Linked DNA regions of Homo sapiens: region 2 is linked to region 1. Evidence: chromatin contacts called from ENCODE POLR2A ChIA-PET data. All regions are on one chromosome and are shown on one strand. Each heading gives the region's core, a stretch centred on a gene start or an enhancer-like site at or near the end of the contact. The rest is flanking DNA. Distances are from core to core; before and after follow the strand shown.

Evidence for each region. ChIA-PET counts read pairs that join two places held with the same protein, here RNA polymerase II (POLR2A).
Region 2: POLR2A ChIA-PET joins it to region 1 with 14 read pairs in HEK293. The contact joins two enhancer-like sites. POLR2A ChIA-PET finds 5 or more read pairs at or near these places in 2 of 52 experiments (HEK293 and Panc1).

Annotation. Positions count from the first base shown.
Region 1 is chr1:230,679,773-230,685,696 of GRCh38, forward strand. COG2 (component of oligomeric golgi complex 2) reads left to right here. Exons shown (of 18, transcript NM_007357.3): 11 at 3,802-3,863; 12 at 5,313-5,464. Among named protein-coding and RNA genes, the nearest start is that of AGT, 31 kb to the right of the region's middle. Within about 2 kb of position 2,724, at least 11 of the 41 ENCODE cell types and tissues checked have a DNase peak (open chromatin) inside an H3K27ac peak, as active enhancers do.
Region 2 is chr1:230,846,325-230,852,248 of GRCh38, forward strand. All of the region lies in intron 2 of C1orf198 (chromosome 1 open reading frame 198), which reads right to left. Among named protein-coding and RNA genes, the nearest start is that of C1orf198, 19 kb to the right of the region's middle. RefSeq lists an enhancer at 2,453-5,911. Within about 2 kb of position 3,405, at least 23 of the 41 ENCODE cell types and tissues checked have a DNase peak (open chromatin) inside an H3K27ac peak, as active enhancers do.

The DNA.
Region 1 (5,924 bases), core at 1,474-3,973:
CCGTAGAATGGATTTTACTTGAAATGCTCTTTGAAGAATCATAGGCTTTTTTATTTAAATTGCTGGATGCTTTCATTAATTATGATGCAGTCCTTTCCCCTAGCGTTCTGAGGAATAATTACAGAGAGGGAAATCAAGAATTAGGTACCCTGATGATAATTGCTTGAGATGATTGAGAATGTATGTAATGATCTTTTTATAATGAAATCACAGTTCTCAGAATGAAGTAGTAAGGTGCCCTTTCACTTACAATACTGTGTTTTATGCTAAATTTTCCAAGGTTGCATCATCATGTAGTTGGTCTCTCAGCAGGAAATTACGGATTTGTTCATCTAAGATATTAATGGGATGCACTGGAAATAGTTGGTATATGATAATCAACATCAAGCCAGGGCAAGAAACCTTTTTGATTTGTGAGCAGGATTTAAAATAGCAAAGCATCATTTTATAAAATGATACTGCTATGTAGAAATAATGTTTACATTTCCCCATCTCTTTTTGTCGTCCAGGTTTGGAGTTAGATTGCTTTAGTTATCTAATGCTGTCACCTCACAAACATACTCCTCTGCTTCCTGCCTCCAAACTTTCCTGGTCCTTTTCCTCAGACCCTGGGACCCATGCAGCATCACCTCACTCTTCCATCCCACCCCTGCACCTCCTGGAGCTCCCATGGGCTATTTCAGCCCATGCTCTTGGCTCTGCCAGGCTGGGCCCCTTGGTGACGGCCCAGCTTGGCTTCAGCTGCATCTCCCTTCCATTTCAGTTTCTCTCAAAGCTGGTAATTGGACCTTAAACTACATTGAAACTCAGCCAGTTCCCTGAAAGTCTTTTTTACCTTCACCAGATTTCAGCCTTAAGCCTTCAAAGGAGCTGATTAGCCTTTTTTAAAAAACCTCTTTTATTTAAAATTCATGAAATTTTAAAAAAACACGTTTGAGTTACGGAAGTGTAGAACTTGTCTTTAGTACATTTGTTTTTCCATCTAAAAAGTAAATTCCATTAAGACTTTGTAGAACTTTTCTATTGATTTTTATCAGGTGTTGAGTTGTTTGCTCTGAAGGATGACAAAAAGTTCCGCAAACATGATTAGGGTCAGAGTTGCATTGTCATCAGATTCATTTCAAGGTCATTTGAAGTAAACCTAAAGACAGTGGGGTGTGATGGTTGGACATTTCCTAAGAAGAAATATTACTCTCAGTAATAGTTTTCTGCTCCTGGATCTGACTATATACCCACATCCCAATCACCTTCAGGAAAAAGGCCACCTCCCCACCCCAGCCACCACCACAATTCTTGTGAACACATTTTGTATCCTCTCACTCTTCCTGAGACCCCACTGTGTCTACATTTCATTTGCACCTACAGGCATATTGGAAAGTAGATGAGGACTTAGTATCTCATAGGAAGAAATTAAATGCAGATGTGATCAAAACAGCCCCAAATTATAATGAGTCAGTGGCTGCCTGGAAACTGCAGGTGTTAGCTCTTTAAATGCTAAAGCCTAAATTTCAGTTTGCTGTTCTTTTTAAAATTGAAATCTTTATAGTACATTCACATGTATATACTGTATTACATAGTATATGCTGAACACAGTCTTATGATGTGGAATCTACATAGTAGTATTAAGGTGCAAGTAGCCCTTTCCTGTTCCTGCACTCCTCTCAGACATGTGTATCCACAAGAGACGGGTGCACTTAATGATGTTTCCAATACTTCAGAGAAAAAAAACAATAGGCATCACTATTATTATCGCCATTGTTATTTTTATTTAAGTATTATTGTAGACCTGTGATGTTCGTGGAGGAATATGTCTAGAGACCTTCCCCAGGCCTATATTTAAGAATTTAGAAATGTTTGTATTTGGGGTTGCCCTTCTTACATGGATCCTGTTGAGAGTAGAATGACATTCGATGTGCACATGAAAACCACAGCATGGCTTTTCAGATTTCAGCAGAGGTTCCCTCTCACTTTTGGCCATTTTCCAAGAAGAAATATGATCTGTTGCTTCATTCCTGGAAGTGACTGCACAGCAGAGCTGTGTGAGGGGCTGGTCCCCTGGCTGGGGAGCACACCTAGGCCAAGTGACTCAGGCAGTTGTAATCATGTATCACTGTCCCTGCTCACAGACAGGCAGAACGTCTCTGTGAAGTGCAGGGATCAAGGCTCTGCTGCATTTCTTTGGTCCTTTTTCATTTCTATGCTTTTCAGAATTATCATAAATATACATAAAACTTTGTGTCCCATGTCTTTGGATAGTACTAAATTATACCTATTTTTCCTTATTGGAAAATAGCATCAAGCTTCCACATTAATACTGCATACTAGTCCATTGAATATATCTCAGGTTCCATAAGCATATTCCTTCTTTTGGCCATTTAGGTTGCTTCCAGTTTTTCCCTGATATAAACAGTGCTGTGCCAGCTATCAGGCCTTTTCTGTATCAGGGCTAACTTCCTATATTTTGTTTAGATTTTGAAAAAAGGCAGGACTTGGGGGTCTGAGATTGAGCTCTAGGTGCTGGTTTGCTCTCCCAGGTGCAGAGCAATCCCATCTCCCTTGTTCCCGTGCTCAGTGTCACTGCCTCCTCTTACTGCTGTTCCTGGGCTAGTTTCCAGTGCTCTCTTATCCCACTTTTCCATCTGTCACTTGTTCCTTCTGTACCTCTCAACTGCAGCTTGAAAAGACTAGCCTTTTGTAAGCTTCACTGGGCAATTAGAGTTCCTTTCCTTCCATGGGGCAGACGGGACAGCTACTGGAAACCAGCCAGCTACAATGGTACAGGATAGCCTTAGTGTCTTCAGTGCTCAGCTGTGTTGGGTAGGGCTGCTGCTTTTTGTCTCAAGCTGTTCTTTTTACTCTTCAGACAGTTGCCTTTAGCTCAGTCTGTGAACCGCTTTGTAAAAGCACATTATGTACTATAAAAAATAATTTAATATCAGTTGGATAAATTGATATTGAGCATGCATCAGAATTCATTACTAGTAAGGCAATTAGCAGGTGACAAAAGAGCATGCTAGTAAAGAGATATATGAAATTGCAAGAGTTATATAGTTAGAAAACAATGCCTGCAAAAGCAGCTAGCTTAAAAAAACTATATAACACATTTGCCTTTCACAAAGTCATAAAAACATGTCCATATCCATTATTAGAACAGAAGTCTGTGACAGGATGAGCTGAGGTGCCAGGTGAGCCAGCTGTCATCAGGGAAAAAAGAACGCACATCTAGGAAGCGCTGGTACAGACAGCCGTAGAACCCGAAGGGCAAGTACCATGGACGTGGGAGAGGGTCACAGATTAGAAGAGCACCAAGCAGTGAGTTCTAGTTTTAACTGGCCACTTCCTGTGATTTTTCTCAAGCTGCCAACACAGGTACAGAATGCAGCTTTCTTAGCTTGGGGACGTTTACCTTCCTGTGATGGTGTTAAGATAGATGGGTTGGAGGAACCAAAGTTTTATGGCCTTGAAGTGAATAGAGGATCATAATCAGGTGCTGCTCACCAGCAACAACTTCTTGATGGAGACTTAACTGGCAGTTTGTTTAATTTGAGAAACATGGGGTAAGTTATGATTCAGACCAGCTGCAAATAACAGAGAACCCTTATATAACAGTGGCTTAGTCACGATTTCTTGTTCAGTTAAAAAAAAAAAAAAAAAAAAGCCTGGGAGAATAGGCATTCCGAGGCTGGACTTACCAGTGAGTGACAGAGGAAGTTCCTGTTACTTAGGAAAAACAGAGAATGGATAGGGAAAGGCATCTGTCAGAGTCATAAACATTAATTCTTCTTCTTGTTTTTATCTCAGATTTAGAGAAATAGCGGGATCCTTAGAAGCAGCACTTACAGATGTCCTGGAAGATGCCCCAGGTAACTCCCTTAAAGTGATAAGTGGCATGGTATCCTAAATGAGTTCATTCAGTTCACCAAGTCATCTGGATTGCAGTATTCTGAGCGTACTTTTACTGTTTTTTTTTTTTAATCATACAGTAAGTTGGACCTTAAAAATCACTTAGTTTGACTTCTTTTTTTTGCTTTTTTTTTGAGATGGAGTCTCGCTGTGTTGCCCAGGCTGGAGTGCAATGGCATGATCTTGGCTCACTGCAGCCCCCGCCTCCCAGGTTCAAGCTATTCTCCTGGCTTAGCCTCGAAAGTAGCTGGGATTACAGGTGTACACCACCACGCCTAGTTAATTTTTTTATTTTTAGCAGAGACAGGGTTTCACCATGTTGGCCAGGCTGGTCTCGAACTCTGACCTCAAGTGATTCACCCCCCCTTGGCCTTCCAGAGTGCTGGGATTACAGGCATGAGCCACCACACCCAGCCTGACTTCTTTTTTTAATAAGGTAAAAATAAACCAAATAGTTTTGGTGTATAGAGTTCTTGCTTTATAGAGATGAAAAATGAATAAGAATATAGGAAACAGACCTCATTTTCATTCCTGAATATAACTTGTCCAGGGGATATGGCCCCTTGGTGTGCTTATGTGAACAGCTGGTTTTTTTTAGCAAATTGGCTGTGATCTGCCTTCCTCCCAGGCTGAGGACTGGTCTGCATGGTAGAGGGTCAGGTGCTCCTGCGTCTCACTGAGAATGACTCACAGCTGGAGCATGCATCCTGGGCCTCCTGTGCCCTGGCCGCCCATCCTAGGATGTTGGGCAGGTAACAGTTGTAGGTATGTGGACTTACCAGTACATGTTGACATACCCTTTCAGCCTCATTAATTTTTGTATCATATATTTATTCCTAGTGACCACTGAAATACTGTGTGCTGATATCTAGGTTCCTCAACTTAAATTTCCACTCTCTTTTATACAGCTAAGTCTACTGTCATTTTGAATCAATTTTAGCCTCAGAGTTAGTTTTCATCTGTCTTTGCCAAAAATGGTCATATGTAGTTAACTTCTTCTATAAAAATAAGAAGTATGTTGAGATAGAGGAAGACTCTTGTGAAATAGGACAAATTTGAAACTGAAGTTTAAACCTCTGCAAGTGATTGCCACTCCAGCCCATGTTTGTCGATTTGGTATGAAGTACCTATTAAACGTTATTTCTGAATGCTATATGTATTTGATGTTTATCCAAACACCTGGGAGATAGTGTCATGTAAAATTGTGCGTGGCATGAAGGATGTGGTAGGGAACTTGGATTGTGGCCACTCGTCATCCCTGTGCCTCCAACAGCTTTGCTGACCACATGGTTTTCTTCAGAAGGCCATTTTCTTTACCTTTGAATCGTACATCGGAAGTCTCACATTAGACTATAGCCTAAAATTGCCTGAAATTCCTTAAATGTGTGTTGTTGTTGTTTTTTCTCTAGCTGAAAGTCCGTATTGCCTTTTGGCTTCTCATAGAACTTGGAGCAGCCTTAGGAGGTGTTGGTCAGATGAGATGTTCTTGCCATTACTGGTGCATCGCCTGTGGAGACTCACTCTGCAGATTTTGGCACGATACTCTGTGTTTGTCAATGAGGTAAGGGCTGGCTGTGGAGCTCATCCATAATCAATACTGATAAAAATTAAAGATATGTTAGGCTAACTCCCTAAGATTTTTGTAAATACCATGAGAGGTTAATTCAGAGGACCACAGTAGTCTGACTTCCCAAGATTGTCTCCAGCTCTGTGTCTGTGTTTCATTTTTACTCCTGCGAGCATTGCATTTAGGGGTGTCTATTATCACAAACTTATTTTGTTGAAAAGCACCACTCTGGCAAGTCCATTTTTTTCCTTCTCAAAACCAGAATCTTTGAACTGCCTCCAAATTTAAAAAAAGAAAAAGATGTTCATTTTAATTTCAAGGTGATTATGAAAATGATTAGAAATAAAAATATATGCATTTTAATACTTAATATTTGGAAGTTTACAAAATGATATTGTCATCAACATAAAAAGGTATTAAAATTCTTTTTTTGAATATCCTTTTCCCTTTTCAA
Region 2 (5,924 bases), core at 2,155-4,654, 170 kb after region 1:
TACAAAACATGGTTCTTCATGCCTTTCATGCACAGTCTTTCACATAATCAATGGTCTGTTCAGTCCTTTAAGTTTCTGCAGACAGCAGCACTCTCCCAGGATTCTCGCCAATGGGCAGGTGCATATTTGTCAGGGCAAGGATGGAAATACTACTTTTCCTGTGTGAAGTGCAGGTCCTATACATAGAGAGCGGCACATGCTCTCTGAGTCTGAGATTTCTAAAAGTCCAGCTTCCGACGGCTAGATGTCTTCCCTCCAGCCTTGGGAGATGAGATCACGAGGCCATGAAGAATTCAAGTTTAAAACGCACGCCTAGGCTGCCCTGAAGCTCAGTGTTACAGGAAATAAAACCCATGGGCTGGACGCGGTGGCTCACGCCTGTAATCCCAGCACTTTGGAAGGCTGAAGCGGGCAGATCACGAGGTCAGAAGTTTGAGACCAGTCTGACCAACGTGGTGAAACCCCGTCTCTACTAAAAATATAAAAATCAGCCAGGCGGCCGGGCGCGGTGGCTCACGCCTGTAATCCCAGCACTTTGGGAGGCCGAGGCGGGCGGATCACGAGGTCAGGAGATCGAGACCATCCCGGCTAAAACGGTGAAACCCCGTCTCTACTAAAAATACAAAAAATTAGCCGGGCGCGGTGGCGGGCGCCTGTAGTCCCAGCTACTTGGGAGGCTGAGGCAGGAGAATGGCGTGAACCCGGGAGGCGAAGCTTGCAGTGAGCCGAAATCCCGCCACTGCACTCCAGCCTGGGCGACAGAGCGAGACTCCGTCTCAAAAAAAAAAAAAAAAAAAAAAAAAAATCAGCCGGGCATGGCGACGCATGCCTGTAATCCCAGCCACTCAGGAGGCTGAGGCAGGAGAATCGCTTGAACTCAGGAGGCAGAGGTTGCAGTGAGCCGAGATCGCGCCACTGCACTCCAGCCTGGGCAACAGAATGAGACTCTGTCTCAAAAAAAAAAAAAAGAAAAAAAAGAAACAGCCATCAAAGCATTGGTTCTCTGGTTAAAGACAATGTAGATTACTCAGTGTGCCTGATGTATCAGGACTGTTGTTTCTAAATTATTATTATTTTCATTCTACAAATGAGAAAATGGAGAATCGGAGTGATGAATTAAATTGTCCTAGGGTCACTAGCCCATTAGGAGATTGTGCAGCTGGGATTTCAACCTGGATTGAGAGATTCTAAGCCTGAATCCATGGCTGGGCATCCCTGCATTGCAAAACAACAGGTGGCCACCAGGTATGACATCCATGGAAGCTGCCGGGAGCAATGGACACAGTGGGATTTCTTTATGTATGTGTGTGATCTAATTTGATTTTAAAGGACTGTTTCTGAGTGGTGCATTCTGAATACTCTGCATATTTCCAAATTCCACAACAGAATACAGAAAGACTGTGGGATAGAGATGATAGTTTCTTGAAATAGGCAAATCACTAAAAATGGCTCAGAAGTGGGGCCCAACTCAGGGGACAAAGTTGACTTTGATCTGGAAATTGTAGTGTAAGGAAGGCACTTAAAACTGAGCACTTCATCAAACCCCAGGCTTTTTTAGGATCAGCAATTTCTACCATGGGTGTCCCTGCTAAGAAGCCTCTAGAAGGTGAGACAGAACTTCCTGTGTACGTGGAGGGCAGCAGTGGGCAGAGCCAGGGATGCTGGGGGGAAACGCCAGTCACAGTGGTTCCTGGGCTGCTTCAGGGGCGCTGCGGAAGGGAACCGGGCAGCACTTAGCTGGGTGTGACCTCCTCAAACAGAATGACAGAGGTCACTCCCAGCCCTGCTTGGGTAACAGGAGACCTGGAGACCTGGCAACAGCTCTTCAGAGGAGGGTGTCATCTGGCTAGAGAAGAGGGCTTTGCTGGCAGAAGCAGCTACCTAGTTTAGGGGGTCTGGAGGTGACTATGGGGAAGACAAGAACTTAACAAAGAAAAAAGTTCTAAGTCTTTTTCCCTATGTATGTGTATGCTGTTCATAATTTTGCAAATAACGTATAACTACAATCTCCTTTAACAAAACAGCCCTGATGATCTCATGAAGGCAGGGAGTAGAAGAAATAGATACTGCAGGCTGGGAAGGGTGTGTGGGTAGGAAGGGGATGAAGAGAGGTTGGCTAATGAGATAGAAGGAGTAAGTGTTTGCTCTAGTGTTCAACAGCAGAGCGGGGTGACTCCAGTTAAGTGTGTTGTGTATTTTGCAATAGCTATAAGAGAGGATGTAAAATGTTCCCAACACATAGAAATTAAAAATACTCGAAGTGATGGACACCCCAAATACCCTAACTTGAACATACAGTCTCTGATTTCACAAAATATCACATGTACCCTATCAATATTTCAAAATATTGTATATCGAAAAAAAACCTGCCCTTGTCCATCACCCTGCTGGGTGCTAGGCCTCTTCCCCACTGCTTTCCCCAAAGGAAAAGGGTTTGTCATCTAGAATTTCTAAACACAAACCTTTTGGGGTAGGGGAAGAATCTTTTTTCCTGTCTAGATCCGACTCTGCTCAGCTCTAAAAACTCCAGGAACTATAATAAAAACAGACTCTAGCAGGGCCAGGTGGGGGCCCAGGGGAGATCAAGCCCATCTCTCAGGAACTGCAGCCCATCCTGCCCAGGGACCTCATTCTACCCAGGGGGGACCTGTACTGGTATGTGTGCACACAGCACCAGGACAGAGCGAAAAGTGGCTCCAAGCTCATTTTCAAAGACACACCGACATGCAGACCATAGGAAGGCAGAGCCCCTTTTGCCATTTCAAAGTAAGTTTTACTGCTTTTTGCTTCGGTGACTCCACACTGTTGGCCACTCCCCATCTCTTCCAGTCCAGGGCACAGCCTAGACTTTCCTAGAACAAAAGTCCATTTTCTACAGGTGTGGAAAAAGAGCTGGGCTCTTGAGAAAGGAGGTCATGCCAGCCCTCTCCCACGGCACTGAGCAACAGGGAGCCAGGGCTGGCGGGAGGATGAGGCTCATGAAGGGGAGGAACCCATGGGCCATGGGACGCCAACTCATGGGCGCTGGCCACAGACAGAAAGCCGGGGTTTGGGGATGCAACTTAGTGGTCTTCTATAGTCTTTGAGACAGGGGAGATAGGAGAGTCCACAAGGAAGCCGTCCCTCCTGACGGCAACACTGACAGCCCAGCCTCAATGTCCCAAGTGCCCACGGAGGCTCTGCTGGGAGGACTCCCTCCAGCCAGGCCAGGGCTGGGCGTCAGTCACCCCATGCGGGGAACTGGGTCTCAGTTGGCCATGTCTGTTCTAAAAACAGAAGGACCACAACCGAGCCCAGTGTCTATTTTTAACGTCCCACTCACTGAAGAGGAATGTGTAATATTTCAGTAAAAGACGAGTGCAGGCTGCCAAAACTAACTGTTTGGCTTGGCAGCCTCGGACAGATCTAAATTGTTGAGACAAAGGCTACAGAAGCCTTGTCAGAAAAGATCATCATTTACTGGAGCAAATCCTAATACATTCACCAACCACTTAACATCTATTCTTCCCACCTCCCCTCCAAAGAGGGAAGAGGAGGAAGATGAGCAGGAGGATACTAAAAACCTTTAGAATCACAAATTTAGTAGAAGTGGCAGCTGACAGGGACAAACCCAGGGGCCCAAAGAGACGGGGCGTGAACGTAAGCAAACAAACATCCACCCCGTCAGCCTCTAAGGCAAAAAACACCAGCCAGGGAGAACTCAGCTGAGGCCCAACAGGAAATGGGTGCAGAGGTGCACCAGTCCCCAGGGTTGTCAAGGTTAAGGGACAAATAATTGTGTCTGCCATTCTGGGCTCATCATCTCACAGGGACAAAGACGCACCAACAAGGAATTCATCAGCATGATCCCCATTTTTCCTCTATCACAGTGCTTCCTAACGGTAACAGGGAAGAGGGTAACTCTGGAAGCTGCATAGGGCTTAAGAGCCCAGCACTGGGCTTAGGACTGCCTGGTTCACATCTTCACTTTATGCCATAGTTTCCTCATCTGTAAGGTGGGTTGCTGTGAGGATTACACTCTGCAATGCAGGGAGGGTGCTCAGCACAGACCCGGCACGTGGTGAGATTCCTGATTGGGACAACTGTTAAAAGAGGATTTGTGCTGAGTCTGGAGGGCAAGTGGGGCCTTCTCAGGTGGATAGGGGTCAGGGGACGGAGCAAAACACTGAGGTCCAAGAGAACATGGTCCCTGAGGTGGGTGAGAACAGAGCCTGTGGGATGGCAGTGCAGGGCTGAGGGCAGGGCTGAGCGAGTGACGCATCGTCCCACACACATGGAGAGCAGGGAAAGGCCAAGAGCAGGGGCACACAGGGGTCTGCTGTTGTCTCAGGAAGGGGTGAGGCACAGCCCAGAGGAAGGGCAGGAGGGAGGGAGGGGACTGCTGGGCAGAGATGGGGGTCTCGGTGAGAAGCACAGAGACCAAGTTGCGGGTGGGTGGATGCAGCCCCATGGTGTCCTGCCTCTCAGAAGCCCCGTGACTGGTAGTGAGGAGGAACCATTGAGCAGAGCCAATGAATCCTCTATGTCCAGGAACATCCTGCTGGAACAGCCCTTCTGTCCCACCATGGGCAGCAAAGCCCCGAAAGTCACAGATAGACCTGAGCTCCAATTGCTCTCCGCCCACTCGACCTGCCAGGCACCTGACCCCCTGCATCCCGGTGTCCTGACCCACAGCGTGAACAGGGACACCAGCCTCCCAAGGGTGAAAGAATTCAGAGTACACACACATCCCTATCATGGGCACAGCACAGAGGAAGGGCCTGTGCTCATAAATGCTTATGTATCTTCCCAAGGAGGCGTCTGGAAGGCTTCCCTACTCTGGGAATGATCTATATTAGCCCCCCAAGATCTTTTGATACCCATGAAATCAAGGAACCGATCCCCAGCCCAACCTACTTACTGCCCTAATAGGCAGCTGGACATCAGGTGAAGGAAGGGGGTAGCCAGAAAGGAGAAGCAGCCAGACAGCTTGGGGGAGGGGCAAGGCTGGGGACAGGGTCACAACGCCCAGCCAACCAAGAGCCCAGCCAACCAAGGCTGGGGATGGGGTCCCAAGAGCCCAGCCAACTTTGAAGCAGGGCCTGACCTGCCCCAAAGGCATTTTCTCCTCTGAATTCTCCAGCCCAGACCGCCTGGGGAATGTAAAGAATCCTCTCTCCACTCCCTGCCTCCTCCTGTCTGGAGCCTTCTAAGTGCTGAGTTTTTTCCTCTCGAAACAGCAGTAGCATGAGACAGGAATGCAACATTAGGTCCCCACTGGCCCCCTCTCCCCTGGCACGCCTGCCAAGCTGATAGATGAGTGGAAAAGATGACAATCACGACCACCCCCACCCTTCTGGGACAGGCAGGCCTCCCTTCTGTGATGGAAGAAGTCTGGGTAACAGAGGCACCACAGCCACGATCAGCCTCAGAGGAGGCAACCGAGGCAGGGTGGACAGGCTGGAAAACCAGGTGGGTGCACAGCTGCTACTGTGAGGCTGCAGCGAGCTCTCCTGATCAAAGCTGCGTTGCATGGGGGCAGCGACCACAGGTCCCAAGCACAACCGCAGCTCATTCTGTGGAGGTGGAATGGTCATGGGCTGGCCAAGAGAAAGGAACCCATACAGAGGTGCAGCAGTTGGGTGAGAAACCAAAAATCCCTGCGATTCTTAACTCTGCCCATGGCCATGACCTTGGGTCAGGCTTACCCTTGTGTAGGTAGATTCGTCAGGGGATGGAGAAGTCAGAGCTGGGCACTCTGCTGGCATCCACTAAATGTCTGTTGAACTGAATAGCTGAAGAAGGGCATGAGGTTACATCTACCCAACATGTGTACAAATTTGGGTTAAACGTATGGAGAAAATGACTGGAGTGACTCGGTGGCTATAGCTTTTGTGCTGAGTGAGATTTGCCACCAAACACAGCTGTCCACTCACTGAGCTGTT